2 separate regions of the Homo sapiens genome follow, and region 2 is linked to region 1. The links are chromatin loops, found by intact Hi-C in ENCODE. Cell type or tissue: sigmoid colon. All regions are shown on one strand. Links, peaks and the distances in the headings refer to the core of each region. The heading gives the core; the rest is flanking DNA.

What was found. Hi-C counts contacts between places; a loop is a spot of excess contacts. Peaks named below come from ENCODE experiments on the same cell type or tissue, not always from the same donor. Only the 100,000 strongest peaks of a DNase experiment are listed, where the experiment ranks them.
Region 2: it touches region 1 in a loop (2.8-fold over the local background); 4 of 110 quality-filtered maps call a loop at or near these places.

The regions. Positions count from the first base shown.
Region 1 is chr10:76,641,971-76,658,783 of GRCh38, forward strand. No RefSeq gene overlaps it. Among named protein-coding and RNA genes, the nearest start is that of KCNMA1-AS1, 240 kb to the right of the region's middle. In sigmoid colon, for the core only: no CTCF peak of the experiment used is centred there; DNase peaks (open chromatin) are centred at 7,581 and 7,981.
Region 2 is chr10:76,878,513-76,895,325 of GRCh38, forward strand. It overlaps KCNMA1 (potassium calcium-activated channel subfamily M alpha 1), which reads right to left. Exons shown (of 28, transcript NM_001161352.2): 26 at 13,013-13,207; 27 at 10,939-11,057; 28 at 6,370-9,003. The coding sequence ends at 8,754. KCNMA1-AS1 (KCNMA1 antisense RNA 1) reads left to right here and starts at 9,532. Exons shown (of 4, transcript NR_120655.1): 1 at 9,532-9,769. In sigmoid colon, for the core only: no CTCF peak of the experiment used is centred there; a DNase peak (open chromatin) is centred at 7,539.

The DNA.
Region 1 (16,813 bases), core at 4,789-12,788:
GAAGGAAACTCTCAGTGCCCTTGGGTGGGGGAAGTTCTAGAAGTTGATGCTTGACATTTAGGAGTATCTCCTTCTGGGGTGGGAGCCTGCATTTCCATTTTTATTCATCTCGTTCCTCATCCCTTCATTGGGGCCAAGTTGGCATTGCCTTCAGATGCATTCTAATCAAGAAACAGACAAATATATGTTTTATGATCAAATTTCTTGGAATAAAAATTCATCTATATGATTTTTTTGTTGTTGATTCTATGAGCCTGCCAAGTGTCAGGGCAGCCCTGGTCTAGATTCATTGGAAAGTCTGACTGGAGGTCACACTGACCCTTTCTCTTTTCCAGACGACCCAGACAGCAGGCTGCTCAAGGGGAAGCCAGGGCTGTCAACCAGGCTTTCCATCTCAGAACCCTGTATCTGTTTCTCCACAAGAAGTGGGGACCAGCCATCCCTGTAAAGGTGCCAGCTCACTGGCTGAAGGGAATATTATTGATTATAATGTGGAGCCCTAAGGGCTCTGTCCATGCAGGCTATTTTGTGAGTTAAATTATTCTTCTGCTTGGGAATGATGCAACCAAAGAGAGAATGCGTTTCTTTTGTGGTCTGTGACATGAACCTTCTTTGAATGCCAGTACTTCAAAGTCATTCTGCCCTCTTCAAGATCAGAGTGATGTTGATAAACCAGACAGTGGAATGAAAGAAAAGTAGTTGGAGAAGCTCAAAGAAAATTTGGCTTTTGCCTTTTCTTTATTTGCTGTTGGATCCATTTCCCCATTTGGATTTGGGGCCTCAGAAAAGAATTAGTAAGAAAATGAAGCTGAAGAGCCCTGAGTTTACAGTGGGAAGCTTATTGCAAGGCCACTCCTAAGCTGAGTAACCCTGGGCAAATTGAATCTCCCTCTTGACCTCAGTTTCCCCTTTCATAAAGTTGTCTGACATTGTGACTATGTGTGGTGGACTTCCTCCCCATTGGCTTTCCCCCATCCCTCTCTCCCTATTTCTTTACCTTCCCCACTTTTTTAATTAGAGGGGAAAGTAGATGAAAAAATAAAATGAAAGGAAAAGCAGAAAATTAGCATTTTCTCAGCTGCACATTTCAGTTATTAATATTGCAATTTGAGGTAATGAAATTCACAAAATGCAAAAGGTTTAAGGTTTGCCTGGTGGGGTGAACTCAGCCACATGGTATATGGCTTGAATTTCAAGGTGAGGTTCATTATGCAGAATGCACAATGTGGGCAAGCTAACAACATCATAAACCCTTCACTTTTGCATTTCTTGACTTTAATGTTGCATTACTGTAGGTTTTAGGTTTTAATATGCTGTATAAATACAGAATACATATTTGTAAGTATAGGCACTGTGAAAGGGAGGATTTTTCTGTTTTAAATCTTGGGCTTTGAAAGCCCAGCTCTGTTTGCTTTTGGTTGACTTTGTTAGAAAGCAGGTGGGAGAAAGTAGGGCAGGGTGAGTTACCTAGGAACAATCCTCATTTATGCCCAGATCCATTATGAAAGGCAGAGGCTTGCTTTTTGCCCTCACAGCAGTTTACAGAGGATTTAGTAATGCAGACCAAAGGCTCCTGGGAGGGGAAGCATCAGGATAAAGGAAAGATTTAGTTTGGCTCATCCCTGGCACCTGCCCAGGTCGGCCCTGCCCCGGCGCCTCAGCACAGCCCTTCCTCTGCCTCTGGTGATCAGTGCCAGTCCTCTCGCTTGTTTTCTTTCAGATTCATGATGCTGCACACACTGAGCAGTGGTGAAAATCTCTTGGCAACAGAAAAGATGTGAGTGGCTGTACAGTGTGTCTGTAGCAGAGAACATAGCAAGTTTCCTTCTTCTAATAGGGATGGTCAGTGAACTATTAGATGCTCTCTTGAGGGAAAATGTTGAGTCCTCATTGCCAAGAACTTTTCAGGCCCCCAGCCTGCCTGGCCTGTTTTCCTCAATCATCAGAGGCAGCAAAGGGCTTGCTTTTTCCTCCCTTTGGAGTCATCATTTTTCAGCCTCTGTACTCACAGTTGTTGGATGGGAGGCCCTTTGTCCATTTGCTAGGTTCCTGATGGTCTTCCCATTGGGCATAGATTGAGGACTGGGTGGAAAGGGCTTGATATTGTAGTGAGACTAATATTATTGAAGAGGCAGGCTTGGGCAGAAAGGTAAAACCTGCCTTCTAGAATTCAAAGAGAAGATGCTGTACACCCCAGGATTTCATCCCTGAGCTTTCATGCAGGGCTTACAACTTGCACTCAGCACTGCTCTAACCCTCACCATGCCCCAATAGAGTGCATCTCTGCTTCTCAGAATAATGAATGCTCAGAGCCCAGACGGGCCCTCAAGGTAACCCAACTCTTCTCAGTTTATTCCCCAATTAAACCGCCATAAAGACGCATACCTCTCTTAAGGGACTTGGCACTGTCTATCTTGCCTTGGAAGTAGTCATATAATCTCCTATCTCCTCTACTTTCCTTGCAGGGAAGATTCTATCGCGTTATAGTTCATCCACTCAGCATTTATCAAGGACCTACTATGTGCTAGACTCTACAAATCTATAACATCCATTTAATAATGCACATGACAATGGTCCCTGACCTCCAGGAGCTCAATCATTGGGATGAGTGCCATGATAAACAACCATATGCACAGGGAAGGAGGATTTCTTTCTGCCTCAGGGAGCAGAAACCTTCATGCATGAAACATCCAGGGAATGTCAAATAGTTTGGTATAACTGTCACATAGGACAAAAAAGTGATTGCAGTTGAGGCCAGGAGGACAAGGAAATCTTTACCTCCTTAACCAGGATTGCAGATTGGCATCTGGTGATCTCAGGACTGGATGTAAAGGCCCAAGAAGATTCACATCTGAGGAAAGTCTTCCTGAGACCAAACTCGGACCTCCTAGTGTCTTGCGCCATCCCCAGGACATGCAAACTACAGTTAGAATCACTTCGGTCTGTTGTGGTCTACATGCTGGGTTTTGAAAAGCACACATATTCTCCCCTTTCCTGGTACCTTTCTGAGTTTATCTTAAAACTCAACATCTCCCCCTTTAGTGTCGTTCACATGGATTCAGCCATGGTGTCCTAAAGGCATGTTAAGTTCCCAATATTTTACTTGGTAAAGGCAGTGTGGTCTGATGTTAATTGCCATGAAAACTTAAGACAACTTCAGGGTGACTGCCACCACTACAAACCTACCAGATGACACATAAGCATGTATCTTGGGGCATCTGGGGAAACTAGAAGATACTAAGTTCCTGAAAGGATGAAAGAAGCTCTCTTGAAGGAGGCATAAATGTGGTTCTGGAAGCAAAGACTGCTATCTTTTCTGGCCTAATACATCTTAAGTTTCCTCAGAACCCTTCTTCTCCAAAACTGTACTTGGGACCATCATTAAACCACCCTGGGAGACTGTTTGTGTGAGTATGTACACTAATAGGAAGGAAATTACACTCTCAATGCTGGCATACAGAGGAGTTAGCTGACACATTAGCATCCTGATCTGACATGGCTGTCAGAAAAATTATCCGTGACCCAGAAGGGGCCACACTAAAGGTGATTTATCCTCTTACTTGGCTTAGCCTGAGCTCTCCCCAGAGAAGGCCATGCCAATTAAGCAAAAAATAAGGCAAATTGCTTGTGTTGTGGTGCCTGGTGTTGACTGTTCCCCCAGAGAGACCTACAAATTAATTTTCTCATCGTAGCCTAGCTCTACAACCGGTTCCAAAATGGAAAACTCAGCAGCTTATTTCCTTAATCTCTTATTCTTTTTTTCATTCACTTCTTTCCCCAAACAAAATTAAATCATTTAACAGTGATTTTAATAAGCACTAAACAGTGTAATGAACCAGATAATGAAGAAGAACTCATATAATTTTCTTTATCTATTTAGTACTTAATTTATTTTGTATTTTTCCTTTGCATGCCCCTGCCTGAGAGTTTTTCCAGCGTTAGGATTTTAGATAAATATTTCACTTAGTTTCGTTGAAACCTGGTAAACATCCTAATTTGAAAGCTGGGTGATATCCCATCCAGACCACCAGTGACACAGTTTCAAAACTCATGACCAGGACACAATGCCCCCTTCTAGGACTGGCTGTCACTCAGGTTCCAATGAATTCTCTTAAGCCTCAAGCCAATGGGGCCTTCCTCAAGCCAATGCGGCTAAGGAAGCCATGCTGGTTTACACTTGGAGTCTGGACTATGGCTGGAGTGGAAAGTGTGGCCCATGTTGGACTGGACTCCTCCTGCCTGTGGTTATAATACTGGGTGATAGGGCTCAGACTAGGTTGTGGCAGAAGCAATGGGATCTCAAGCACAAAGTTCAGGCACTCTTGGCTCCAAAGGGTTCCTCCATGTGCCGTCAAATTATTTGCCATTCTCATAAGATGCTCGTAACTGTTCCATGACCTGTGACACATGTATATTGGGTAAATACTTTAGCCAGGTATTTCTTCTTAAATTCCTTCAGTGACTCCCATAGCAGCGATCCAGATGATAGAACAAGCACAGCAGACAGATAAGTGGGAGAATTCCATGCTAATAAACACCTTGCCCACATTCCTCATAGCCCATGGAGTGAGGTAGACTAGTCAGCCTGGGAAATTTAGACAGGATGAGCACTAAAGAATATATACAACGCCATCTTATTTTTTTCAAGTATGTAGTATCTCTGTTTCACTAAAAAGAAAATACAAGTCTAAATTTTAAACCAATCGCCAGGTTTAAAAAACAGAAGTGAAGGAAGGAAGGAAAGAAGAAGAGAAGGAAGAGAGGGAAGATAATTAACTTATTTAGTTATATACCAGGACTTTTTTTTTTCAAGGAAAAATGAGTCTATTACATAGCAGCATTCCTATTTGGAATGTCCTTGAGATGAGGATCCAGACCGAGTCTCCTGAAAACTGTGCAATGCACAGTATGAGCAACAGCAATTTGTTCCTCAGAGAGGCAATGTAGGGATGTGTGTGAGAGGAGAAACATAGAATCTACGCAAGAGGAGGACCCTGAGCTCCCAGACCCTAAGAAGAAGTGTGGACTGGCTTGCAGAGAAATAAAGCTCACCTCTCTCCAAGGTCCTTCATGGAAGCCTTGGGTGGAACAGAATGAGTCTGTAGGATCTGGCTGGGAATCCTGGCTTGTACATTTCTGGCTAGGAATCCTGGCTCTGCCCTTACTGGCATGGTCATTTCGCAGAGCCTCAGTCTCCTCATCTGTGCAATAAGCATGATAAAAATTAGTACCTACCACACAGGATTGTTAGAGGATTACTTGACATTGAACCTGTAGCCCAAGCTCATAAATGCTGGGAGTCCTCAAAACCAATGTGGATGTTGGGTGCTTTCTGGGACTCTGAGCCTGTCCTTCTAACCCAACCCCCTTGCTTTTATAAAGCTCACCTCTTCCACTGCAAATTCCTGATATCCTCAGGTCTGTGCTAACGAAGGGTTTTCTTGAGCAGGGATTGATTAAAATGTAGTAGCATACCCACATTTTGCATCACTGCGTGTGTGACTAATAGCCATGGAATTCATGCCACAGATAAATAATTGGCCCTTCAGCCATCCTCCATGTCTTCAGAGACATACAACCATGATCTATCATAGCTGTAGACATCTCAATGAGCATCATCTCTAGATCATAATAGATCATGTTACATTTGTATATGTTCAGGAACATAATTTACTATTAAATGGGGCCAAGATCAGCACCAAAGAAATTATCCTTCCATGGAAGAGGACTCTTTGGCTGCATTATATGCACACTGTGGTTTTAAAAATATTAATTATATTGTAAACTAAAGGTTTACTTTATGTATCATAAATCTAGATGTCTCTTCTTGCTGTGTGCCCAATAAATATACTTCTCATCAACTTTTAATTATGCTGTTTGCATTATTCTGTCCTGAGGATGAGAGTACGTGCTAAATCATGGCCTTCTAATGTGGACTACAGCATAAGTTTAGTTAATTAAACCATATATTTTATTAGTTCTTGCACCTCCATCTTGTAAAACTATGCATTATTATTATGTTGAAGTGGGAGGGGTCACAAAATAACATAGCAGGGGTGTTTTTATTGTTATTATTATCATTATTTATTCTGGAGATTCAAGTAATTTAGGAAAAGTTAAGTTGCTTTATCTCTGCATGTTTCTGCTGCCCTTTGGACTCTGGGCACATTCTCTGTCTGAAGGTAGAGAAGGTGTGGACATATTGTCAAAAAACCAGGTCACAGTTTTGAGACCAGCTCCAGAGCTGATAGGAGAAACTCAAGAATAAGAGCAGCTCCCCCACATACACACCCACTTAGCTGTTTTCTTCCTTGACTTTGCGCCTTTCGGCAAGTGGCCTCTGGCATTTAAGACTATTCCTCTGCTCTTTAATTCATGCACAAAATAATAGGAAGTTTGAAATAGAATAATGGTTGTTTCAAGTTTTAAAGAAGTTGGACATGGTTTCTAGAATGGAAGTCTGAGCCATCCCCTAAGGCAGGCAGCTTGAGAAGGGGCTGGGGCAATGGAGAGGTTCAAGGCCTTGTTGGGCAGCACTGCAGGTGTGACCCACATTGCAGGCCACACCATGTTGGCAATTGAAATCTTGGGAGTCAAAGGAAATTGGATTGAAATCTTCCTCTGGCACTTACTAGCCATAACTGCAGAACAGATATGCAGTGATACTAGCCTTGGTTTTCTCATCTAAAAGTGGTGATACGGTTTGGGTCTGTGTCCCAGCCCAAACCTTATGTCAAATTGTAATCCCCAATGTTGGTGGTGGGGCCTGGTGGGAGGCGACTGGATCATGGGGGTGGATTTCCCCTTCCGTGCTGCTCTTATGATTGTGAGTGAGTGCTTGTGAGATCTGGTTGTTTAAAATTATGTAGCACCTCCCCTCTCTCTCTCTTCTTTTTGCTCTGGCCATGTGAAGATATGTCTGCTTCCCCTTCACCTTTGCCATAACTGTAGGTTTCCTGAGGCCTCCCCAGCCATGCTTCCTGTACAGCCTGTGGGACCGTGAGCCAACTAAAGCTCTTTTCTTTATTAATTACCTAGTCTCCGGTATTTCTAAAGTAGTGTGAGAACAGACTAATGCAAATGGGGTGCATAAAACTACCCCTTCAAGGTATTATTAAGGTTGAATGAGATATAATGTAAGCCAAGTAGTTAACACAGTGCTGATAAACAGTGTGTAATAATTGTGGGACCTGTTGCTACTGCTTCTGCCATGCCTCTTACTGTTGACATTCACAGTATCTAGCAGGTTTGATGAGTGGACACACAGCTCTGATGGGGGCTGCAAGCCCAGTGGGCCAAATCTGCAGGGTCGCTCAATGGTTGTACTGCCACATAGCTTGGCCCAAACCACTCTTGAATGAAGCTGACTGGCCTAGTAGCTCAAACTATAGTTCTGGTAAATTTCTTATGTTCTTTCTTGTGCTAATGTTGATCATTGAGTTGTGTTGTCATGTAGATCTCAACAGTTCCCTCCACCCATCCCTTGGTATTGGTAATAGCTATTGCCCTGGCTTTCCCATTAGGCCAGGCATCATGAGTGCCCAATGCCTGTGCCTCATGACTCTTCACTGCGCAGACAGAGGGAGTCCTTGCAGATGGATGCAGGTGACTGCCACCCCCTTTCCATAGAGAGACTGTCCCTAAGGCAAGACTGTCCCTAAGGCATTATGGGACCCCTTTCGGTGCCAACTCCTTTATAAACAACTCCCAAGAAATGTACTGGCTTTATCAGCAACTTCATTCTTCTCCCCTTCCCCCCGCCAAAGAATAAATAAAGAGCAGAGGCAAGATCTGTTTTGTTTCAACTTTTAAAGGCCTTTGAAGGCACAGCTATTTGAGAACAATAAAAAAAGAAAGCATTTTGTTCTCTTAACTGCTGTTCAGGTGGTGGAGGCCCCCCCACCGCCCCCATCCTTTCCACAGGGAGGGGAGTGGCAACGTTGTGTTTTATGGTGGCCAAAACCCTTCTCCTGCACCCCCTAGGAGAGCTCTCCAATTGTGCTGCCCTTCAGGACAGAGTCCACTGTGGAGCTTGTAATAAAACAAAGGCAATGAGTCACAGCAACATGACCAGGGTTGGCTGGAAGAGCCTTTGCTTGCTGCTGGAGTGTGGGTGGGGACTAGAGGAAGGAACCCCTGGAGGAAGAGTTCTTGCCTATAATGGATCCCATATGCCAAGGGCTGAGTTCTGATATTCTGCAGTCGCAAAGCACCTAGGCTTTGATTTTTATTTTATTTTGGATGGGTGGAGGGATAGAACCAGTATGTTATGGCCTCAGATCTCAAGTTGACAGTTCAGCATTGAATAAAGCATTAAACACAAACGTTAATTTTTTCCCCCATGTGCCTGTGTGTGGTCTTACCTCCCCCTTCTGCCTGTGGCTCTCAACTCCCTTTCCTTAAGACTTTCTTTATCACTTTTAAAAGTTACAAAGAGTTTTATGCTCTTAATTATGAAAATGCCACACACACCCCCAAACTGAGGTGATTGGAGGGAGGCTGACAATTTTCATAACGTATCTCCCTATGGATAGAGTCAAGTGGAAAGGTAGAGGACAGGATGTTGTAGGTTTCAGCAGACTCCAGACCTAAGTGCCAATATTTCTAGGCCAATCAGGTAAATTGGCCCCATGAACATCTAGTTGGGGTTGTTTTCTGTGCCTTAAGTTTAATATTATAGAATCTTCTCTCCTTTTTGTGGCTAATTTGAAGAGAGAAAAGCAAAGAAAGTTTTGTCCAGATCTATCCCACTGACAAATAGAAATCCTCAACTGTTTATAACTCCTGCAGCCCAGCAAGGCCTCCCCTGGCTTTATAGCTTTATATTTTCAACCTAATGTCAAACTCACACTCTTGCATGAGTCTATGGAACTTCAGTAATAAATGACTGAAAGCTGAACACTTCAGAGAGAAGGTAAGCTTAAACCATCATAGACTAAAAAGCCTTCCACAATCCCTGCAATGGATGGCAATCCAAGAAGACCCGGATGGAGCGCAGACCTGGAGCATTTTTCTTTTGATCTGATGGACTCCGTATCTCTGTCAAAACAAGGGGCTTTGCAGGAAGGCAGAAGCCAAACTACATTCCAGATGGAAAGGAAATCCAAGTGTCACCCGGGATGCTGGTGATCTGGTTTAGTCATTAAGAATGCCACAGCTAACAGAAAGCTTCAATCTGAGCCGTTAAGAATGTACTAGTTTTGCCTCTCAATCCCTACTGCGGGAGACCCCTGAACCTTTATTTTCCTTCCGAGGCTGTCCTGAGTTTTCTTCTTTAACATTGTCCCTGATTTATGGTATGTCCACATTTCCCTGGATAGTACCATCTTTTGAGTTATACATCATCAGAGTGACTCATTCTGATGATGTATGGCCCCAATACATCATCAAAGCTCCTTGCTCTGCCGTTGCACTAATGATATGTTAGTGTAATACATCACCAGGCTGAGCTGCAGCTGTGATGGATGGAGCTGAGGGTGATGGGAGTCCATAGAGAGGAGGCTGAGGAGGGGGTTCCGGGTAGGCTCAGGAGGAAAATTCTGCAATCCCAAGTCCACCTCCCTTCCTGGCACCAATGCCCATACTGAATTAACACTGTGGCATGCGTCCTTACAGAAACATGGAAACATACATCATCCTCCAAAGCAGTGTGAACTCAAGGCTCATGTATAGATCATAGACACACTAGAGGTTATATATATATATATATTATAGTGATATATATATCACTATAATTAAGGGGTAGGAGGACTCAGTTGGATTGAGCTGGGGCAATGAGAAACAAAAAAGCAGCAGAGCTTTGGAACAAAAACTTCATCAACAGGAGGGAAGTGAGTGCTCACAAGAGAATGCAGGAATCAGAAATCTACTACCTGCACTCATAATTCTCCAAAAGAATTGTAATAGAAATGCTCTGGAGGTTTCTTAGCTGCTTTTCTCTCAGACCACCTTTTTATCAATGCTTGTGCCTGCCCAGAGCTTCTGACTAGCTGGGAACATTCACCCTAAGGGAACTTTGACTTATGAATATTTGTTGGCGGACAGATCCACGTGCTAGACCAAACCCATATCTACATAAATTAATAGCTGGGACTTAGTTTCCTAATCTGAAAATTGAGATAATAATATAAATTATAGTATATAAATAATAGTAATATAAATATATATCACCTCGTAGCATTAGTATGAGTATTATGAGAGTTAATAGTTATAAAGTACCTAGAATGAAATATGAAATAAACACTCAATGTTAGCCATTACAACAACAATTTCAGCTATCTCTATTACTGCTACTGCTACAGCTACTACTGCCACCATCCTCACTACTGCTGGTGCTGATACTGCTACTACTGCTGCTGCTGCCACTACTACCAGTACCCATGAGGCTCTCTTTAAAATTATATGCCTAATACCTTCTCCCCCGCCAAAATTCTGCATGTTCTATCTCTTATTTGGAAGTTGTCAAGGCACATTAGTACATTAAATCATACTGAGAGATTCCACAATTAAAAAAAAAAAAACAAATTACCACTTCCAATTCCAGTGTACTATTGACTGGGTACTCTGACAAGTTTACTTGCTAAAATACACCTAGAATTGGAGAAATTTACACATATACTTTTTTATTGAGGTGAGGTTTATGTCACGTAAAATTAAGCAGGCTATAGTATACAATTCAGTGACATTTTGTATATTCCCAATGTCCTGCAACCACATCTATCTAGTTCCAAATTTTTATCAAACTGAAAGAAAATCCTGTACTCATTAAGCAGTCACTCCTCATTCTCCACTCCCCTCCACCCCTGGCAACCACCAATATGTTTTATGTTTTTATGGATTTAACTAACCTGGATATTTCACATATATGGACTCATACCGTATGTGATATTTAGTGTCTGGCTGCTTTCACTTAGCATATGTTTTTGAGATGCATCTACACTGTTGTATGTATCAGTACTTCATTTCTTTTATAGCTGATTAATATTCCAATTGTGTATATTTACAGACCACATTTTGCTTATCCATTTGTCTGTTGATGGACATTTGGTTACTACCTTTTATCTGCTATGAATAGTGCTGCTATGAATTTGTGTACAAGCAGGTGTTTGAGTACCTGTTTTCAGTTCTTCGGAGGATATACCTAGGAATAGAATTGCTGGGTCAAATAATAATTCTAGGCTTACCTTTTTAGGAACTACCAAAATATTTTCCACATTAATTTGAAACATTTTACATTCCCAATAGAAATGTATATGGTTCCAATTTCTCCACATCATCACTGACATTTGTTGTTTTCATTTTTATTTTTATTATAGCCATCCTAATAGATGTGAAGTAGTATTTCATAGTGATTTTGTTTTTCATTGGTCAATGACAGCTGATCACCTTTTTATGTGATTTTTGGCCATTTGTATTCCTTCTTTGGAGATACATCTATTCAAGTTCTTCTACAAAACACTAAATCACAGTTTAGCACAGTCCTTTGCTACTTTATAACAAGGATTGGCTTCCTACAGTTTCCAATGGCATGTTTCTCATTTCTGTATGAGAGGTCAGAAGAATAGCCCTTAAAATCTATATTTCTACCATCATTTTGTTCCTGATTATTAATGTATTCTTTAAGAACATAGGAATGTTCTCTTCAGCTCTCCTATTTTCTTTCTGAGTTCTGAGCTCTAAACAGAATTGTCCTTAAAGTTTGTATTTGCAGCATGTACCTCAAAACCCTAATTTTTACACAGTGACAAAGTCAATACCATACTTTTAGGTTTTTATTACAGCAGCACCCCCAAAATCTGTTTTAGAAGGTGCTTGCTTCTCCCTTATGTTTCTGCCATAATTGTATGTTTCCTGAGGCCTTCCCAACCGTGCTTCCTGTACAGCTTGTGGAACTGTGAGTCAAGTAAACCTCTTTTCTTCATAAATGACCCAGTCTCAGGTAGTGCTATAAAATGGAGAGATTAAGGACCTATTTTCAGCATCCTTAAAGAAAAAAATTCCAACCAAGAATTTCATATCTTGCCAAACTAAGCTTCATAAACCAAAGAGAAAGAAAATCCTCTTCAGACAAGAAAACACTAAGGGAATTCATTACAACTAGACCTCCCCTACAAGGGGTCCTTAAGAGAGTGCTAAACATGGAAATAAAAGAACACTACCTGTCAGCACAAAAACATACTTAAGTACAAAACCCATTGACACTATGAGGCAACTATACAATCAAGTCTATAAAATGACTAGCTAACAATGCAATAACAGGATCAAATTTTTACATATCAATATTGTCCTTGGATGTAAATGGGCTTATTACCCCACTTAAAAGGCACAGAATGGCAAATTAGATATAGAAGGAAGACCAAACTGTCTGTCTGTTATCTTCAAGAGAGCCGTCTCACATGTAACAACACCCATAGGCTCAAAGTAAGAAGATGGAGAAAGATCTGTCAGGCAAACAGAAAACAAAAAAGAGCAGGGGTTGCTATTACATCAGGTAAAACAGAATTTAAGCCAACAATCGTTCAAAATGACAAAGAAAGACACTACATAATGATAAAGGTTTTAATTTAATAAGAAGACTTAACTATCCTAAATATATATGCACCCAACTTTGGTGTACCGAGGTTCATAAAACAAGTATGAAAAGACTTACCCACAGAATAATAGTAGGAGACTTCAACACTCCACTGACAGAGTTTGGCAGATCATTGAGGGAGAAAACTAACAAAGAAATTCTGGACTTAAACTTGACACTCAACCAATTGGACCTAATAGACATCCACAAAATACCCACCCAACAACAGAATATATTTTCTTCTCATGTGCATATAGCACATATTCTAAGATCGACCACATACTTGGCCATAAAGTAAGTCTCAACAAATCAACAAAAAATCAAAATCCTGCCAACTATACTCTCAGACTTCAGTGCAATAAAAATCTAAATCAGTAACAAGAGGACCTCTCAAAACCATACACTTACATGAGAGTTAAACAACCTGCTTCTGAATGATTTTCAAATGAAGGACAAAATCAAGGCAGAAATAAAAATAAATTGAAACTAATGAAAATAGAGATACAATATATCAGAATCTTTGAAACACAGCTAAAATGGTGTTAAGAGGAAAGTTTATAGCACTAAATGCCTACATTAAAAAGTTGGAAACATCTCAAATTAACAACCTAACATTACACCTGGAGGAACTAGAAGAACACTGGCAAACTAACCCTGAAGCTAGCAGAATAAAACCAATAACCAAAATCAGAGCTGAATTGCATGCAATTGAGAGGTGAAAATCCATACAAAAGCTTAACAAAACTAAAAGTTATTTGAAACAACAAGTTTGGTAAACTGCTAGCTATATTATTAATAAAGAAAAAAGAAGATCCAAATAAGCACCATCATAAATGACAAAGGTGATACTACAACTGCCCTCATGTAAATACAAAAAAATCTTCAGAGACTATTATGAACATCTGTATGCACACAAACTAGAAAACCTAGAATAAATGGATAAATTCCAGGAAACAAAAAACCTCTCAACATTGAACCAGAAAGAAAAACTGAAATTCTGAATAGACCAAAAATGAGTTTCAAAGTTAAATCAATAACAAAATACCTACCACCAAAAAAAGAAAAAGTACTGGATGAGTTGGAATCACAGCCAAATTCTACCAGACATATAGATAAGAACTAGTACCAATCCTACTTAAATCGATCCAAGATATTGAGGAGCAGGGACTGCTCCCTATCTCATGCTACAATATCAGCATCATTTTGATAACAAAGTCTGGCAAAAATATGATGAAAAAAGACAACATCAGGCCAATATCCTTGATAAACATAGATTCAAAAATCATCAACAAAATACTAGCAAACAAAAATCCAGAAGCACATCAAAAAGTTAATTCACCATGATCAAGTAGACTTTATTCCTGGGATGCAAGGTTGGTTCAACATACCAAAATCAGTAAGTGTGATTCACCACATAAACAGAATCAAAAATAAAAACCACATGATCATCCCAATAGACACAGAAAAGACTTTTGATAAAATCCAACACTGCTTCATATTACAAATACTCAAAAAATTAGGCATCACATAAAAGGGACATATGTCAAAATAATAAATTTCATCTATGGCAAAATCAGACTCAACAGCATAGTGAATAGGCAAAAGCAGGAAACACACTCCTTGCAAACTGGAACAAGATAAGGATGTCTACTTTCACCTCTCCTATTCAACATAGTACTGGAAGTCCTGGCTACAGCAACCAGGCAAGAGAAAGAAATAAAAGGCATCCAAATAGGAATAAAGGAAGTCAAACTATCTCTCCTCACAGATGATATGATTCTATACCTACCAAACCCTATAGCCTTCATCAAAAGGCTCCTAGAACTGATAAATGACTTCAGTAAAGGTTCAAGATACAAAATCAATGTACAAAAAGTGGTAGCATTTGTATACAACAATAATGTACAAGTTGAGAGCCAAATCAAAAACACAATCCCATTTACAATAGCCACAAAAAGAATAAAATACCTAGGAATACAGCTAACTAAGGAGGTGAAAGATCTCTACAACAAGAGTTTCAAAACACTGACAGAAATTAGAGACTATAGAAACAAATGGAAAAACATTCCATGCTCATGGATAGGAAGAATAAATATTGTTAAAATGGCTATACTGCCCAAAGTAATTTACAGATTCAACACTATTCCTATCAAACTACCAGTCTCATTTTTCACAGAATTAGGAAAAAAAACTATTCTAAAATGCATGTGGAACAACAGAAAAAGAGCCCAAATAGCCAAAGCAATTATAAGCAAAAAGAATAAAGCCAGAAGCATCACACTATCTGAATTTGAACTATACTACAAGGCTACAGTAACAAAAGGAGCATGGTAATTGTACAAAAACAGACACTTAGACAAATAGAATAGGTTAGAGAACTCATAAATAGAGCCACATTCTACAACCATCTGATATTTGACAAAGTTGACAAAAGCAAGCAATGGGAAAGGACTCCTTATTCAATAAATGGTGCTGGAATAACGGCTAGCCATATACAGAAGATTGAAATTGGGCCCCTTCATTTCACCATATACAAAAATTAACTCAAGATGGATTAAAGACTTAAATGTAAGACCTAAAACTATAAAATCCCTAGAAGAAAATCTAGGAAATAGTATTCTGGACATTGGCCTCTGTAAAAAATTTATGACTAAGTCTTCAAAAGCACGTGTAACAAAAACAAAAATTGACAAGTGGGACTATATTAAACTAAAGAGCTTCTATACAGAAAAAGAAACTATCAACAGAGCAAACAGACAACCTACAGAATGAGAGAAAATATTTTCAAGCTATTCATCTGACAAAGACCTAACATCCAGAATCTGTAAGGAAGGTAAACAATTCAACAAGCAAAAAACAAACAACCCCATTTAAAAATAGGCAAGGGATGTGAACAGACACTTCTCAAAAGAAGATGTATATGTGCTCAACAAATATATGAAAAAATGCTCAGCATCAGTAATCATTAGAGAAATGCAAATCAAAACCACAATGAGATACCATCTCACACCTGTTAGAATGGCTATTACTCAAAAGTAAAAAAATAGCTGATGTTGGCAATTTGCTGAGAAAAAGAAACACTTAGACACTGCTAGTGTGAATATAAATTATTTGAGGCATCATGAAAAGCAGCATAAATATTTCTCAAAGAACTTAAAACAGGACTACTATTTGACCCAACAGTCCCATTACTGGGTATATACCCAAAGGAAAATAAGTTGTTCTGCAAAAAAGACACATGCATATGCATGTTTATTGCAACAGTATTCACTATAGTAAAGACATGGCATCAACCTAGATACCTACCAACAGTGGACAGTATAAAGAAAACATAGTACATACATATAATGGAATACCATGCAGTCATAAAAAAAGAATAAACTAGTGTTCTTTGCAGTAGCACAGATGCATTTGGAGGCCATTAGCCTAAACAAATTAATGAAGGAAGAGAATACCAAACACCACATGGAAGCTAAACACTGAGTGAACATGAACATAAAGTAGCCATAATAAACACTGGGCACTCCTAGATGGGGGAGGGTGGAAGGAAGGTGTGGGTTGAAAAACTATCAGGTACTATGATTACTACCTGGATGACTGGATTATCCATACAGCAAACTTCAGCCACGTGCAATTTACCCATGTAACAAACATGCACGTGAACCCCCGAACCTAAAATAAAAGACTTCCTACAAAAAGAAGAATAAGATAACAAGACCTAGAATCAAACTAGTCCCAGAAGTAGAGATTAGGATGAACAAAGAAAAAAAATCAAGATATATTGGCTAACAATTTTTTAAAGCTTATCAAAACAATAAATTCACATGTATAGGAACATATATATATATTCTACTAAATGGCAAGATGTTCACACAACAACAGCAATAATATGTAATGTAATAATAATACTGTATCACCTCAAAACAAAAGATCTTAAAAACAGCAAGAGAGAATAACAGATACTTAAAAATTATAATAAGACAAAGGCAATAGCAGCAATTGAAGCCAAAAGATGACTACTAATATATCTATAATACTAATATATGCTAATGCATAAATATATGCATATATATAATGCTAATATATATATATATAAAATACTGAGTTGCATATCCAGCAAAACCATCTTACCAAAATAAGAATAAAGGAGAGAGATTCTCAAACTATTTTCATCAACAAATATTCACTGGAAGAATTTCTAAAATATGAAATATGAAGAATTTCTAAAATATGTAGATACAT
Region 2 (16,813 bases), core at 3,806-11,805, 240 kb after region 1:
ATAGCGACCAATGTTTTAAAGAGGATTTTGAGGTGGCTTTTATTTCAAGAAAGAAAACTCTGTGTTGGTATAAAGTTATGAATAGAGTTCCAAGTGGCAATATCTTAACTGACTATAATAACCCAAGCTGTCGACAAGGGAGCTCAATGAAGTCTTGGCATTTCATTTCCACCCTAAATACAGAAATGGCTGAGAGAGAATGCTGAGTCAGGGCGTTTGGGGGCTGGGGTGAGAATGAAAATGGTCTAGCATCCTCTTAGCAGTGCAAAGCTATTTTACAAGACTCAACCCTCATCCCCACCTCTTTCTAGGATTGAAATTTTCTGGGAAATTGGCCATGTGTATAGATAGGAAAGGACTGGGCAAATAGGACATTCTAACTTGGGAATCATATGCCTCACTTTAGTGGCTTAGGGAAAGAAAAGAAAAAGAAAAAGGGTAAAAGCTATCAAGCACGTCCACTGCTATAGAGACAATGGCCTCTGTAGCTGCTTTTTCTGCTTACCAGAACAATTTGTAACTGCCTTGTCAGTGGTCCTGAATGGACACATTAGTGAAAACTGCTCACCTGGTTTGATAGGGGGCGTTGGGGGTGGGGTATGTGCATGTTTGGCTAATGATTTATAAATTATCTATGATCAGTTCATGACCACTCTGCTTGTTTCTCCTCAGTTCCTACTTCTGCTGTTTCAAGTGCCCTGAGCTGTCAATGTCGAGGAGGGCTGTCACTGGAGCTGGGATATGCCTGAGTCAAAGCCTCGCCCCAGTTTAATGCGGCAGCTCAGTTTACCCCACAGGAAACTTGCTGCCTCTTGCCTCGTTCTCCCCACCCCCTCTCCTGCTCTGGCTCACTCACCTATTATAATTAAGTTCACTTTGATTTGAACAGATTGGACGATAGGAATTCATAATGCTACATCCTCACAGTGAAGCTAACTGATTAAGTGCTTTAAATTATTCCCCCTGACAGAATGATAAAGTTACAATCTGTTCTGAGATGATCTACAGCTTGCCAGACTCCTACAGCTTCTTTCTACATTCATTTATCTTTTTGTCAAGCAGAGTTTTTTTTTTTTCCCTAAGCTTCAATTCCATAGATCTTTTAAAGTCATCAGCACATCTGAATTATTAATGAGGCTTTAGAGGCAAGGTTCCTGATGGGCTGGTTAAAAAAGGTTGTATAGAAATCCGGGACTGTGTACACATCAAAATAATTTCAGCTCCATTTAAAAAACCATTTAGTTCAAGTGTGACATAGATGAACCATTATGCATTTGTGGAAACCAATTTTTTGTGATCTACGATTAAACTAACCTTTCAGAGAGGAGTAAAGTGTGATGGTTATCATGTTTTAAAAGCTTTGCCAGGCCGCTGAAACAATTTCACACTACGACTTTTTCCAGGGGTTTATGTGTAAAGATGATTTTCAGAGAGGTTGAGCCTGGTGTTTGTGCTCAGGTTGCCTGAGCTGCCCTCGGTTTTGGCCATGCTGTTATGCAGACTGACTTTGCAAAGGGATTTAGTGCTAGGTTGGACATGCCAGGTTGGAAGAGTGAACTCAGCTGATGGAAATGAGTAGGTCTTTTGGGTGAAAGACCTAAGACAGCTGCAATTTGCTGAAATTTTTACAACTGCTGAAGAGAATAATTGTTCGGAATTTAGTCTTTACAGTTCAATTCAAAGTTGGCATTTTGACCTTTCGCGGCAGAGAGAATATCAATTTCCTTCTGCTGTCTGTAAGAAAGAGAGCATTATTTCCTCATTTAAACTTCTCTCTTTCCTTTTACATTTCTTGCCATTAAAAAAAAAAATCTAAGCAGAGTAGCCCATGTTTTGGCCATGCTGCCTCAACACAAGGAGTGAGTTGTGTTAACACACATTGTGGTGAGGAGTTGAGGTCTTCCTTATGCCTGAGAAACAGCTGTTTAATTTGGGTGCCTCCTAAGATATAAATGTGTGTGTTTTTGGAGACTTGGTTATGTAGGATGTTCAGGAAACGGAACTGTATGAATGCTCTGGGCGTTTTACTAAAATGTCTGGTGCAAAGGTATTTTACGAACAGATTCTCCCAACATGCTTCCAAGGAACACACATTTCAATGATCGCCAGCCATTCAGCATCCATGGAGAGTGCTGCAAGTAGGACAATGATAATTTGATGTATTGAATCTTGCCTTCTGAAGAAGAAACAATGCCAATGGGTGGCTACAAAATTGACCACGAGGAAGAGGACTCAGGGAAGCAGCTCTAATGAATGCTGCCATGACAAGGATAAATCCAAATCCCTGACTTTATCTCCACTCCCTGTTTCATCTCACATACCAGAAAGATTTCCAGGGGCTTTATTTTCATCTCTAAGATGAGAAGGGCAATTGATCGGGGTGGGAGGGCTTCCTCGCTGCCAGAGAAAAATAGCCTTATTTCTTAATAAGCTTCTTAAGGATGAGATGCCTGTTGTCAGTGCTCTGAGTACAATGTGTGACATGTCAGGAGTTCGTGGAGTTAGGAAAGAAGAGTCATTTCAGTCTGTGGCTGGGAGGGGGCTAGTGGGACAAGATAAAACTCTGGAAAACAACTGCAGAGAGATGCTGGTAGAGCAATTGCCACTGCCATTGGCAGATGTCACCTATCAAGACCAGCTATGCTATGAGCTGTCCACCATGAAGAAGCAAGGAGATGCGGGCTAAGGAGACAGCGCAGGGCAGGAGGTGAAAGTTAAGCAGATCTAGCTCACGTACTAGTTGCATGGCTCTGAACAAGTTATTAGCAAATTTATCTTAGCTTCATTCCTTTTCTGTAAAATAGGGCTGATGATACAAACTTCCTAATAGTGTTGTTTAGATAAATGAAGCCAGTACCCTTGAAGCACTTACACAGGTCCAGATACATGGTAAGTAAATGTGAGTTGTTAAGGTTATGAGTATTTGGAATAATATCAGCGGGCATTATATCACAGTGGCTAACTTCACAGACTCTAGTGTCTCTCAGATTCTGTGTCTTTCAAATGGAGACACAGCATCTCCATCTGAAGCTGTTGTGAGGATTGAGTTTGTATAGGTAACTAAAGAGTGCTCATGAGAATGCCTGGCCCAAGGCAATTGCTGAAGCGTTAGCTTTTAGAGTAAGTTTAGTACTAGCCTGAGTACTATCAGTACTAAAGGATGATGTAAGCATGGGTCGTACCTCTTGAATGTGATGACAAATGATGCCCTTCAGCAGAGATTCTGGGGGTAGAGAACAGGGGTGTGTATATCGGGGTGTATCCTGAAGAACATGGATTGTGGCAGCAGAGGTGACAGAGGGGGATTTGGTTGGTCATCTTCATTTGGAAGGTAAAGGAGAGGAAGAGGTAACCTGGTGTTATTTCTGGGGAGCTTAGGGTTTTTCCCCTCCCAGGGTGACTCTGTGCCTCTGAAATACTGGCTTTGACTCACCAGGCATCCTATCCCATCTGAGAGCCATCTGTTTCTTGCATTTCTAGTTTCATCACTGAGATCACAGGGTTTAAAATAAGGGTCAAAACCTCCTCCAGCCACAGGGCTGCAGGTCACCCTGGAGGAATGGGCTCTTGCAGGGAAGGGCCCCAGAGCTGGGCTGACTGAGCTGCCACCAGCAGAGGAAGAAACAGGCTGCACTGTGATAATTGAGCTTCTCTGTTGGCTCTGTGGGTTGTCAGTGCCATGGGATTTAGCCTTTTCACAGTACTCCCTTGAGAAGATCGCAGAAAAGGGGAGACAATGATACAGCAAAAGCATTTGGAATAATTGGCCCTCTTCTCACTACACCACAAGCTGAGGTTGAGAGAGAAAAGGCTCAAAAAGAAAAGATGCTGTTTGGAGAGAGACAACCGTGGAGAACAGTAAGGGCTAACAAGGAGCTTCGACCTTCAAGGGTAATGCTGTGTGGTTTCCTGTCCCGCGCTTGTGATAGGCAGCCTGGCACACTTCCTCTGCCCAGCAAACCCTGATGCCTCCTCCGTCCCCACCCACACATACTACCTCCTCTCCTCTCTGTGAGCAAAGTATGCTTATTTCATAGAGATACAAATTATTTGTACCAGAACAAAAGCAATTACCGTTTATGAAAAACCTTCTCACTTCTTTGCAATTGGCTACCATGACTCTGTCTCTTTTAACTGAAAGTCTGATGCTGCCATTCTTTGAGCAAACTGCTCTCCCAGCCCTCCTCTGTGGCCCTTGGTCCAGCCAACACCCTGAGGACAGATTCTTCACTAATCCCTTTCGGATAATCCCTCTCACCTCCAATGGTTGCAATGGGCATGCAATCTTGCATGGGAGACAGTCAGCCAGTGTAGTGACAGGTGCCCACAGCTACTTCTTTATCATATTGTGACAAAGCAGGGATGGGCTGAAAGAAGCTGATTGAGAAATTGATTTTTACCCTGTCTTGACTTCCACAGGCCCTGGAGTTTCTGTACTCTCCTCTTTCTCCTTCAAGGAGCCTGTTGCTATAGGAACCTGGCAGGTTGATTTAATTGTCTCTATTGGGATGCAGACACCTTTAGGCTTTTCCCATGCTGCAGAAGAGCCAGACAAAAGCTTTTTCTGGTCATCTGGGATCTTGATGATGCTGCCAAGAGGCATACTCAGTGTCTCTACTCATTGAGCTTACAGGGCTATTCCCCTTTCTCAGAAGCCATGTGACCAGCTTGAGAAAGTGCCACCAACACAGCAGCATCATAAGGCATGTAGAGGCACTCATATTTTTTTAAAAAAATCAAACCAAGAGGACAAGGGTAATATAGAAAATGGTTAAAGGTATAAAAATGTGTAAAGTCAATTTATATCAAATATTTATTGAGCACCGATGGTAAGGTTCTGGGTCATAATCTTTAATATTCAGAACAGAATTTGAAACCTCTCCCAATTGTGGCAGAAGTTTAACTGTGTGTATAAGAGTCCAGCTTTCTCCATCCATTTGAACTGGCTTTGGGAAGAACCTGGGTAGCAGACTTTAGGGACACTGATGATGCCACGATCACCCAAGTGTTGAGACTGAGAAGGCTTCACCGTGCCTTCTGGTTTACCAGCCTACTTATTGTTCACCCCTTTCAAAGCCCAAAGCAAGTTGGACTAAATGGCTTACAAATTTCTTCTCTTCTAGAATGGTGCAGATAACAGAGTTCCTAACTTTTTAAATGTATATACTTTATTTTCAAAGAACTCTCACTTTCTACCCTTACTTCCTTGTTTTTTTTTTTTTTTTTTTTGCGGGAGGCAGTGAACAGGAAGAGATATAATAATAAGAAACTTGTATGCCTACTTCCTAAGTAAGCAGATGTTCTACTGAAAGAGGAAGGGGAAGTTTGGAGTCAAATAGAAAACAATGGAGGGGACTCTTCACTCTATTAAGGAAAGTATAATATAGTAATTTTGGCAAATAAAATTGAAGTAGTAATGATCCTTCTCCATCATCAAATTTATCATTAGTCAAATATGGTGAATTCTCAATTATCTACCACTGGGGCATGACTGTGTGCCCAAAGTCCAGGAAAACCTCAAAATTCCATCTCTTATCATAGTCTGTTCCCATTCCATTCCCATCACAATATCATCTCATTGGAGTTGCTAACAGACTGTATATAAAACGCACTTCGGATTTACTTCTCTCTATCTGCCCGGTCTCTGGTTGGGATTTAACAAATGTCTGAAAGGCAGCTGGCAGGAAAGATTTGGGTAATACAGTGACTGAACCATCAGCTCCCAGATAACTGGGTGTGGGCTACTGAGTTGATATACACAGCAGAACACTTTTAATTTGAGTCATACTGATCAAGCATAAAGAAGACCAATGCTTTTGCCATTAATAACCCTCCTGGTTTAAAGGAGGATGAAATATTGACAGAGAAGCAAGTTTGCCAAATGGAATAGCTGTAAATGTTTTCCAGGGAAGTTTATCAACTGGCATCATCACTTGATTGAGTAGGTCTTGCCAAGATGAACACAGAGATGTGAACAGACCGATGGGGGGACTGGGATTGGGGGGTGGCAATGGGGGAAGTGAAGGAAGCTGGGTTTCTTGATAGGAAAATGCTTTCGGACTTGGAGCAAGGTACCAGGGTGGGCAGGGAGGCCACGTGCAGATTAAAAGGCAAGCCAGATGGAGAGAAGTTCCCCCCAAATTACCCAACCCCACACCCAAGAACACCAAAACAAACTCTAAGGAATCTAGCGATAGCAGCAGCACAGCCTCATTGCGCTGAGCAATTTAGAAAGTGGAAGAAGGAAGGAAGAGAAGAAGGAAGGGAAAAGGAGAGGGAAAGGGGAGGGGGGGAAAAGCAAAACAAAATAAATAAAACCACAAACAGAACAATATAAATAAAAATAAACAAACCAATAACAGAATAAAATTTGTAACTCCTTTTTTTTTAATTTCACAAAAGTTTTCACAAGGACAACGTTATAGAAGAAAACCCCCAGCAGTGGCTAGGTCATGCAGAACCATTAATTGTCATACCTTGGCCCATTCTATTCATCCTTGTTGCACTTTAGAGAGAGAAGTAAGCTATGTGAGTTTTACAATGCTTTTAAACTGTCATATTTCCTGTTGAGCACTTTAACTGGCACATTCTTATAGTTATAAATGTTCTGAGGGCGTAACTTTATAACCTCCTTTGCAAAGAATGCATGAAGAGCTCTTCATGATCCAATACTAGGGGATACATATATATAGTTATATATATAGTTATATATATATAATTATATAGTTATATATATATAATTATATATAGTTTATATAAAGAGATAGTTATACATAATATAAATCAATATATAGAGGGACAAAAATAATTTGAAAAAATTCTTCCACTCATAGGGCTTGATAATTTACATGTATACAATTATTCCCCACCACAATACTGGTTTGAATACTACGCTGCCCCTGTCTTTGGTGTGGGGGAGGGTGGAGGTTCTGACTGAGCCTCACCATTTGTCAGTAAAAGTGCTTGTCAATTCACACAGCAAGCAAATATCCAAAACTATCATGCTTGAGGGGACGGGGGATCCAAAATCTAAATCCAAAACATTCACCATAAAAACACCTTTTTAGAGATGGTACAGCTGTGACATGTTTTCCTCCTCCCTTTTACCCCTATTCTATTCGATGGAATTCTTTGAAGTAAAACTTTTCAAATATGTATATACCAGCCTAGTCCATCCATAAGGGAAATTGGTTATGGTGAATTGGCCAGTTTTTAAGAAATACCGCACTGCCTAAAGCATGATTTGCATGCACAAAGCATCTGACAACTATATGTTGAAAAAAGGGTATTTTTCTACCTCTCCTCTCATGCTTACTAAGTGTTAAAAAAGAAAGAAAACAAAAGAAGAAAAAAATAACTATACCAAAATGTGTTTGGCTCACTGTTGCACTCTTCTTATCCCACGTCTCATAATGACAAGGAGCAGCTCTCTATTGCCGTCATTACCCTGCCTAAATTGGCTACATTAAAGAAAGTGATGATGAGGAATTCCTTCCCACCAGCTTTCTGCATTGGGACAGCCAGCACCGCACAGCTGTGCCAACAGTTGAAGGTGGTGGCTGGCTTTTGTCTTTGTTGAGTCAACTGTGGCTGATCCTCCTACATTCTAATTTATTTAGCATGTCGGCTCCTAGAAAAGCATGATCTGCAGCTGGGTTTGTCTTCCTCTCACTCTACCATTGCCCCAGCCCTTCCTCCTACCTGGCATTGGGGCCCTAACTAATCAAACAAAGGGGAGTAAAAAGATCCCCTGAGAATGCATGGAAAAATACTTGCTCTTTCCTGAGCATTATTTATTCTGTACATAAGGTAAGTAATTCACCTTTTAAAAGATGTAAAAGTCCCAGGAAGGCAGTTTTTAATGACTTACATCTGATATTTATGATACATATGGCTTTTCATCCCAAATGTCAAAAGTGAAAGAAAAAAAATAGCTATTCATATGGCAACATAAGGAGACAGAATAACAATTTAATATGCAATCAAACCTCTTTTCACTTAAACTAAATGACTAGAATTTGATACATCCATGATTGGAATACTATTCTCTCCTCCATATTAAGGTGAGAAATGTTCATAAGAACTCCCAGAGGGAACTGGCTCTGGGACAAAAGGCCTTGGTGAGTAACTAAAAAAATCACTGATGTTCTCTTGCAACAAGCAGGTCCTTCATAATCATCTACACAAATCGTGAAAGCTTTTCAAATGCTTCGCAATACTTCGGCCCAGAGACTGGAAACAATCAATATGTTTTCATTGCTGTTTGGTTGCTTGTTTCAAATAAACATGTGCTAACTTATTGTGTGTATAAAAAAAGAAAGAAAGGAAAACAACAACAACAACAAAATCAAAACCCAAAGCACCCTGATAATCCTGATAAATCAGAATCAACTTTTCTTTTACATTAAATAAACTTGCTCTGCCTAACTGACGTTGATCACAAGTGCTCCCTTCTAATCTGTGAACTCGTTCCTGCAGTGAGCTATTTATGTCTGGAGCATGCCTTTGGGTTATTTTTCCCCCAGAATCATAAATAACTTTTGGTCCGTCTGCTTATTTGCTGTTGTGCTCAAGGGTTTTATGGTGGTGAAATAAAAATGACAACCACATGCACACTATCATACATATGCAAATATGTGTAAAAAAAAAGGGGGGGACTACAGGGGAAAACAGGGAAAGTTACTTTGTTGGAAACACCAACTGGGGAAATGAGTGGCAGATACAGTTTCACACAGTGGCGGTGGATACACATATCAAAGCCGCTCTTCCTGCACGTACTTCTGTTTGTCCCGGGACTCCCTGGACTTGGGCCGGTTCTGTCGGTTTGCTGTGGATGGGATGGAGTGAACAGAGGAGCTCTTCTTGCTGGAGGACTGCGACGAGTGGGAGGAATGGGACAGGCTGGCCCGGGACTGGCCGGCATTGTGGTCAAACTGCATTAAGCAGAAGATCAGGTCCGTCGGCACGAGCTCAAACTCATAGGGCGGGTTGGTGATGACATACCTGGACAGGGAAAGCAGAGATGTCACCTCCTGAGAGTAACTGAGTAAAGAATTCAACTCTCTCTGAACCAAAAGCAATGGCCTGGTTACTCAGGACTTTCAGAGGATCTGGAAGATGCACTCCTAGCTGGTCTGAGGCCTTAAACATTCTTTTTCTTGTTAAATGGAAACTTCCTCTGTTTAACTCAATAAAGGAGGCCAGCCAGGAGCCCAGGCAGAGATGTGGAATTAGAGCCAGTAATGGAAGAACCAAACTTCGCTTCTCGTGGTCTACATGTACCTTTCTATACAAGGTCAAAGTCACTTTCAAGTAGCCCAACCGCAAGAGGTTTCATGAAGTGTGATGCAACTTTCATTTCATAATTTTCGGACAATCCCAGATATACATCACAAGATCTTTGTTTACCATGACAGAGTGTCTCCTTAGACTATTCTCGCTCTTTACCTTTTAAAATCTACTTTGGTGAGAGAATTTGGAATTTGGAATTCACCACATGGAAGAATCTAAGAAACCTGCCTACTTATCAGCACTACTTTGTTGTTCTTCACAATTAGTTGGAGCTTTCTTTGGTCAACAGCAGATGTGACTAAGAAAATCACGCTGTTTCACTTAGAGCAGTGGTCACCAAGTGTGGTCCTTAGGCCACACAGGTCAGCATCACCTAGGAACTAGGAAATGCAAGTTCTTAAGCAATCCCACCCAGACCTACTGAATTGGAAGTGCTGAGGATGGGGTCCAGCAATCTGTGGTTGAACAAGCTCTGCAGGTGAGTCTCATGATGGCTAAATTTTGAGAACCCACTGGTCTATAGCAATTGTTCTCAATTCTGGCTATACACTATAATCCCTGGTTATTATATATAAAATGTTTACATAATTTAAAATATATATATGATGTTTTCTTCCTTCCAGACCAGTTAAGTTAGAGTAATCAGAATATTTTTTAAAAGCTCCCCAGGTGATTCTACTATGCAAGCAGGGATGAGAAACGCTTGTCTCTGCAGCACTGTTGCCTAGGGTATATTATGCAAACTCACTGATCTTGGTAATTCTAGGATGTACTTTTAATTTTTGCCTGCTATGAATTTATTTTAATGCATATGAGAAAAATATAATTGGCACATCTAAACTGTTATTTCTCTGCTTAAGGTGATAATATATAATTGTCTCAAAAATAAATATATAAAAGTTAAAAAGCGAGTCAATTTAAAATATGTGAAGTAAAAATATGGGATTCTGAGATATGGCAGAAGAACCACTTATCTTAGGGCGGGGTGTGGTGGCTCACACCTGTAAGCCCAGCACTTTGGGAGGCCGAGGTGGGTGGATCACTTGAGGTCAGGAGTTCGAGACCAGCCTGGCCAACAAGCCTTCTCTCTACTAAAAACACAAAAATTGGCTGGGTGTGGTGGTGTGTGCCTATAATCCCAGCTACTCAGGAGGCTAAGGCAAGAGAATCACTGGAACCCAGGAGGCAGAGGTTGCAGTGAGCCAAGATTGTGCCACTGCACTCCAGCCTGGGCAACAGAGCAACACTCCATCTCAAAAAACAAACAAACAAAAAACAAAAAAACAAAAAAACTTATCTTAAACACTAGCAATGTAAAATATCTCTATATTAGGTACCAACAGATGTTATCCTAGTAGCTAGAGTTTGGGAGAGATGTTTGTGTATTCAGACTTTTGTAATTAGGTGATGGAATTATTCTATTAATACAAAACTTGAATTCTTACCAAAATGTCTTTACATCTACTATTAGTAATTATAGAAAAATGCTTCCCATCACCTCCAAACTCAGTGTTGGATTTAATATGGGCAGAGTAATTTGCATGTTGAGGAGATGTATACAGACCTTTGCCTTTACAGTAGGGGACAGGAAAGGATATTAATATTTCTGTGATTAGGTGGGAGGGCAGAGTTGAAACCAATACTCACCTCTTTGTGCACTGACTGGGGGTGCTGAGGTGAGCATCTCTCAGCCGGTAAATTCCAAAACAAAGCATATTATATGTTTTCAGAGCTTTGCAGAACAGATCACCATAACAACCACCATCCTGGGAGACAGCAAAAGAACAGAGAGAAACATCCTTTTTATTTGCCTGAAAATCAAGGGACAGCAGGGAAACGGGTCTTTTCATCAAAGCTTGTTTTGGTGTCTCCCAAGTTGGAGGGTCCATGTGCCAAGGGACGGCAGTGGAAGAAGTCAACATGTTTAACAGACTACACCCAATATGTGTGATTTTTAGGGATCAGGTAACAATGGGGTTTTCCTCTGGTGTCTCTCCAGTTTTCCACCTGTCGCAGTGGGGTTTGAAAGCTCTAAGGAGATTATGCTTCTCCCTCACTTTAAGTCAAAGTGTAAAGCTTGATGGTCTCAGATGTATGCTCAGCTGAGGAGATGAACCCTTCTCTGCAAAATGGTGATTATGTTCAGTCCCAGCTCAGCTGTAACCGCTGTGATAGGCTCGTGTTGTCAAAACTGTCTGAGTGATAATGAAAACCACCGCAAGGAGGAGGACCCCACCAGGTCCTATGGTGACAGACTCTTTCAGGAGGTAAGGACCCTGTGAAAAGCACAATTTACAGACCTCAGAGATGGCAAGGGTGCAAGAGAATGTGTTTCCCTAGGAGCCAGGGGTCTGCAGGCTGAATAACTAGGATTCGCAGTTCTGATCAGTTCACAGCCACCTTCCCGGGGTCTGGGGCCTGATGCAGAAAGTGAAAGCAAATGCATCCACTTGGAAATGCTGGCTTCAGCGGCCAGGTGGCTTCAGGTAGATGTTACCTGTATTATATGAAGGGCACTGGGCACTGCGGGATGGCTTCACTGGGTATAAAATGACTGTCTTTGTCCTTCCAATCATTGGAATTCTCATATTGGTCTCATACCAAAGAACACTGATGGGACCAAATCTTACCATTATCTAAAGTCTTTATCCTAATCAAGTGCATCAATAAGTAAATGATAGGTATAAAGAGCCACTAGCTATGAAAATTCCCTTTCAAAAAAAGCCTAGTCTAACATAGGTCCCAGTCCATGATCAAACTAAAATATGGGGAAAGTATGCAGCACTGTTTCAGAAAAAACAGAGACAGACCCTTTCCTTGGCTCCTTTTCCACTATTTAGTCTTTCTGGGCGACACCATTGTTTGTGTAACAGGTTTATCAGTTTCTGTGACTTATGGCTGCATCTCTTAAATGCATCTGTGGGGTTGGGCTGGGAATAAGGGCAAAGACAGCACACTTCTGTCACAGTGCCTACACTAGGCAGATACATGGAATCAGAAGGGAGACGCTGGCCACTTCCGTCACAGGGAGGACATGAGGGAACGTGACTGGGTCCACTCTCAGAAATTACAAGGTCTAGGTTTTGATTTACAGGCATTAAAGGATCCACATAAGATTCGGTTTGTTTGGCCGGTGGTTCTGGATACATCTGACTACTGACTACCCTGGTGCTTTGAAAACCACCAGTGCCTGGGTCCTATTCACATATAAAAACTAAGAAACCTGCAGGCTGAGGCTGGCCACCTCCATGTGCTATTAATGTATAGTTGGGTTGAGTATCCCTAAGCTACGCTAAGAGCCTGTGGAAATATTTCCCAACCTTGGCTGCATGCTGGCATCACCTGCTGCTTCTCACCTTGTGCAGAGGATACGTGAAGAGAACACCAAGGAGGGAGAAAGCCCACTGGCTCTGAAGCCAGGATGCCTTGGTGCAAATTCCCAATAGGTCTAGTGCTCATTCTCTCTGGGCCTCAGTTGACTTAGAAGGTGTGATACTAGAACTTATATCAAAGGGTTGCTATGAAGATTAAAATGAATGACTATGCATAGAGCAAAGTGTCTGATCCAGAGTAAACTATAAATAAATATCACCTCTTACAGTTATCTACAATAGGAAGGAGAAAAGCCAGATGCCTAGCTTGTCACATCTGATACCACGTTCTTCAGGATCAAGCTTTTCCCAAACAGCAAGCTCAGGTGACCTCGGTGCTGTGGACTCACCCCTAAGTCCGCAAATGGCCCATCGAGCAGAGCTAACTGGGCCACGCGGCAGCGGTCCCTATTGGCCAGTGTCTGCGGGGTGCTGTAGCCACCTCTAAGGGCGTTTTCCTCAGCAATCAGAGCCTCCAGCTCCGGCGTGGCTCCTCCGGTCACCAGGGTCCGTATCAGGGTGAGGATATTGTCATTGAAGTACGTCTGGGGAAGGAGAGAAAGTGAGGGAAAAGTCCTTTAAGCAAACACCCTAAAGTCATGACAGCCGACATCCAAATTACAACTTTTCTTGGTATCTCCTGTTTAAAGTTCTGGCCTGTCTCTTCAAATAATTTCATGTGGGGAGTGAAAAGACAGCAGCCTCCAATTATTCCGTTATTTTCTCTCTTGCTTGGCTCTGCTACGACAGCCTGACTTAAAAAACCCAGTTCAGGGGATTTTTTAGTAAAGGGCTCAAATCTGAATAATTAGTGTTTGCCATAATTGGTTTTAGTAGGGATACAAATATTGCCTCCCCCTCCTAAAGTCTACGTGACTACTATGAGATTCTGGACACGTGTAATAAAATGCAGCCTGCCCCAGCTACTAACCCAAGCAGCATTGTCTCTGAGGCCCTGTCATCCATGTGCCAGGAAGCTTCCTCCCCACGACAACGGCAAAACCTTTCATTAATGCCACACGCTTAACGATTTACCACATGCGTTGATAACTGTCTAACTCAGAAATCTCGATCAATTAAATATGCCGGATAAATTTATGAAAAGGTGAATGTCCTGGTAAGTGTACTTTGGCTTTTGTTTTCTAAAATAACCTCAGTAGTCTGAGGCAAATATCACTTATTAAAGAAGTTTCCCTCTAAGTGTACATTTGTGTCACATCTGAAACATAACAGATCTGTCAGGAACAAAAGAATGGGAGTTTAAAAAAAATTAATAGGATGTCAAATAAAGGAGCTTTAAAAGGTATTTGTCACCAGCCTAATTTGAGAAATTCTCAGGTAAGGGTGTGCATTCCATTTTCCTATGTAAGTAGAAATCAAGCAGGCTAAAAAACTCAAATCAAAGTTTGCCTGTGGCTTTTGAGGATGCACTTTGGAAAGAGGTAAGGAAAGATGCAATTGCACCTCAGCAGCTTCTTAGAGAGTTTAGCTGGCAAGGCATAGTAGGGAACAAACCAAGTAAGGGTGAGCTCAAGTTCCCATCCCAGGTTTGCTAACTAGTTCTATGTCTTGGAGGTTGCCTAGTCATTCTGGACTTTGATTTTTCTCGTCTGTAAAATAACAGTGGTCATTAAAACCAAATTTATATTCACATAATTCCATGAGGACTTCTGAATTAAGATGATAGTTACTAGCGGGGCTGGATTCACAATCCTCATTGAAATACTTACAAAAACACCCATTGTGATACAAAATTCCAACTGCAAAAGAATTTAGGAATGTTATCCATAGCCTGCCAGACCCTAAAGGAAATTTATGCTCAGAGTTAAGATATGCCCTTAGGCACAGAAGCAGAAAAAGGATACTTAAAGTAGGATATGTTTCTGGAGAGGTTATGGGATCCAGGGATCCAGAGCTGGGCTGAGGGGTTTAATGCTGACTTCACCTCTCAGAAGCTGTGTGACCTTGGAAAGTTATTTAACATTTTTGTGCCTCCGTTTCATGATCTGTAAAATGTAATAATAGAAGGCTGTGGGGCTCTATGACCTACCCATGAAGCACTTAGAAACATGCTTGGTGCACAGGAAGCACTGATAAACATTTTGGCCTCATATCAGAGACATGAGGCCTTTGCCAAGTAGAGGAACAGTCAGCTCCATTCTCAACTTTCCTTTGAATTTTTAATCTTCTTTGTTTTCTTGGAGGCGTGGGGAACTCAGGGCTTTAAAAACCAAGCAAGGGATTTTAAACTCGATGTGGTAGAAAATGGGAGGTCAGCCAAGCATGGTGCACACCTGTAATCCCAGAACTTTGGTAGGCCAAGGTGGGAGGATCATTTGAGGTCAGGAGTGAGGTCAGGAGTTGGGACCAGGCTGGCCAACGTGGTGAATCCTAGTCTCTACTAAAAATAAAAAAATTAGCTAGGCATGGTGGCGGGCACCTGTAATCCCAGATCCTCGGGAGGCTGAGGCCAGAGAATTACTTGAACCCGGGCGGCAGATGTTGCAGTAATCTGAGATCATGCCACTGCACCCCAGCCTGGGTGACAGAGTGAGATTCTGTCTCAGAAAAATAATGAATAAAATACTTAGAAATAAATATATTGAAGGAGGAACAAGACTGGTATACTGCAAACTACAAAATATTACTGAAAGAAATTAAAGAAGACCTAAATAAATGGACAGACATCCCATGTTCCTGGATTAGAAGACTTGATTTATTAAGATGGAATACTACCTTAATTTCCAGATTTTATGTAATACCTATCAAAATCACAAAGTCCATTTTTTTGTAAAAATGGAAAAATTGACTCTAAAACTGCAACAGACCCAAAATAGCCAAAGCAATCTTATAGCCTTATAAAAGAAAGACGAAGTTGGAAGTTTCATACTTCCCAGTTTCAAAACATACTACAAGACTATAGTAATCAAGATAGTAATGGCATAGGATAGACCTATAGACCAATGGAAAATAATTGAAAATCCAGAAATAAACTCATTCAGTTATGATCTATTAATTTTCAGTGAGTGTGCCAAGACCATTCAATGGAGAAGTTAATATAGTCTTTTAAACAAATGGCATAGCAACAACTGGGTATCCACAGGCAGAAGAATAAAGTGGGACCTATACCTCACACTATATGCAAAAATTAACACAAAAGGGGTCAAAGATCTAAATGTAAAAGCTAAAACTGCAAAATGCTTAGAAGAAAATATAGGAGTAAGTCTTTATGACCTTTGATTTGGCAATAGTTTCTTGGACATGACACAAAAAGCATAAACTACAAGAAGAACAGATTAAATTGGACTTCATAAAAATTTAAAAAATATTTGTTCTTTGAAGGACACTATCCAAAAAGTGAAAAAAACAACCTACAAAATGAGAGAGCATGTTTGCAAATCATATGTCTGATAAGGGTCTAATATTCAGTATTAAAAAGCCTTTTATAACTCAACCAAAAAAGACAACCCAATTTTTTAAACGGGCAGAAGACTTAAACATTTCTCCAAAAAGATATAAAAGTGGTTAATAAACTTATGCAAAGAGGCTCAACAGCTCTAGTCATCAGAGAAATGCAAATCAAAACCACAATGAGATATTTTACACCTACTAGAATAGCTGTAATAAAAAAGACTGATGATAATAACAAGAATTGGTAAGAATAAGGAGAAACTGGAACTCTCACACACTGCTGGTGGGAATGTAAAGTGGTGCAGTTAAGGGAGGAGACCACCCCTCACATTGTGTTATGCCCAATTTCTGCCTCCAAAGAAAGAAAAAGTAAACATTAAAAGGCAGAAATGAAACCCACAAGCAGATAGCCCGGTGCCACACCCTGGGCCTGGTAGTTAAAGACTGACCCGCACTTAATCGGTTATGTTATCTATAGATTACAGACATTGTATAGAAAAGCACTGTGAAAATCCCTATCCTTTTTTGTTCCAATCTAATTACCGGTGCATGCCGCCCCTAGTCACGTACCCCCTGCTTGCTCAATCGATCACAACCCTCTCACACGCACCCCCTTAGAGTTGTGAGCCCTTAAAAGGGACAGGAATTGCTCACTTGGGATACTCGGCTCTTGAGACAGGAGTCTTGCCAATGCCGCTGGCCGAATAAACCTCTTCCTTCTTTAACTCGGTGTCTGAGGA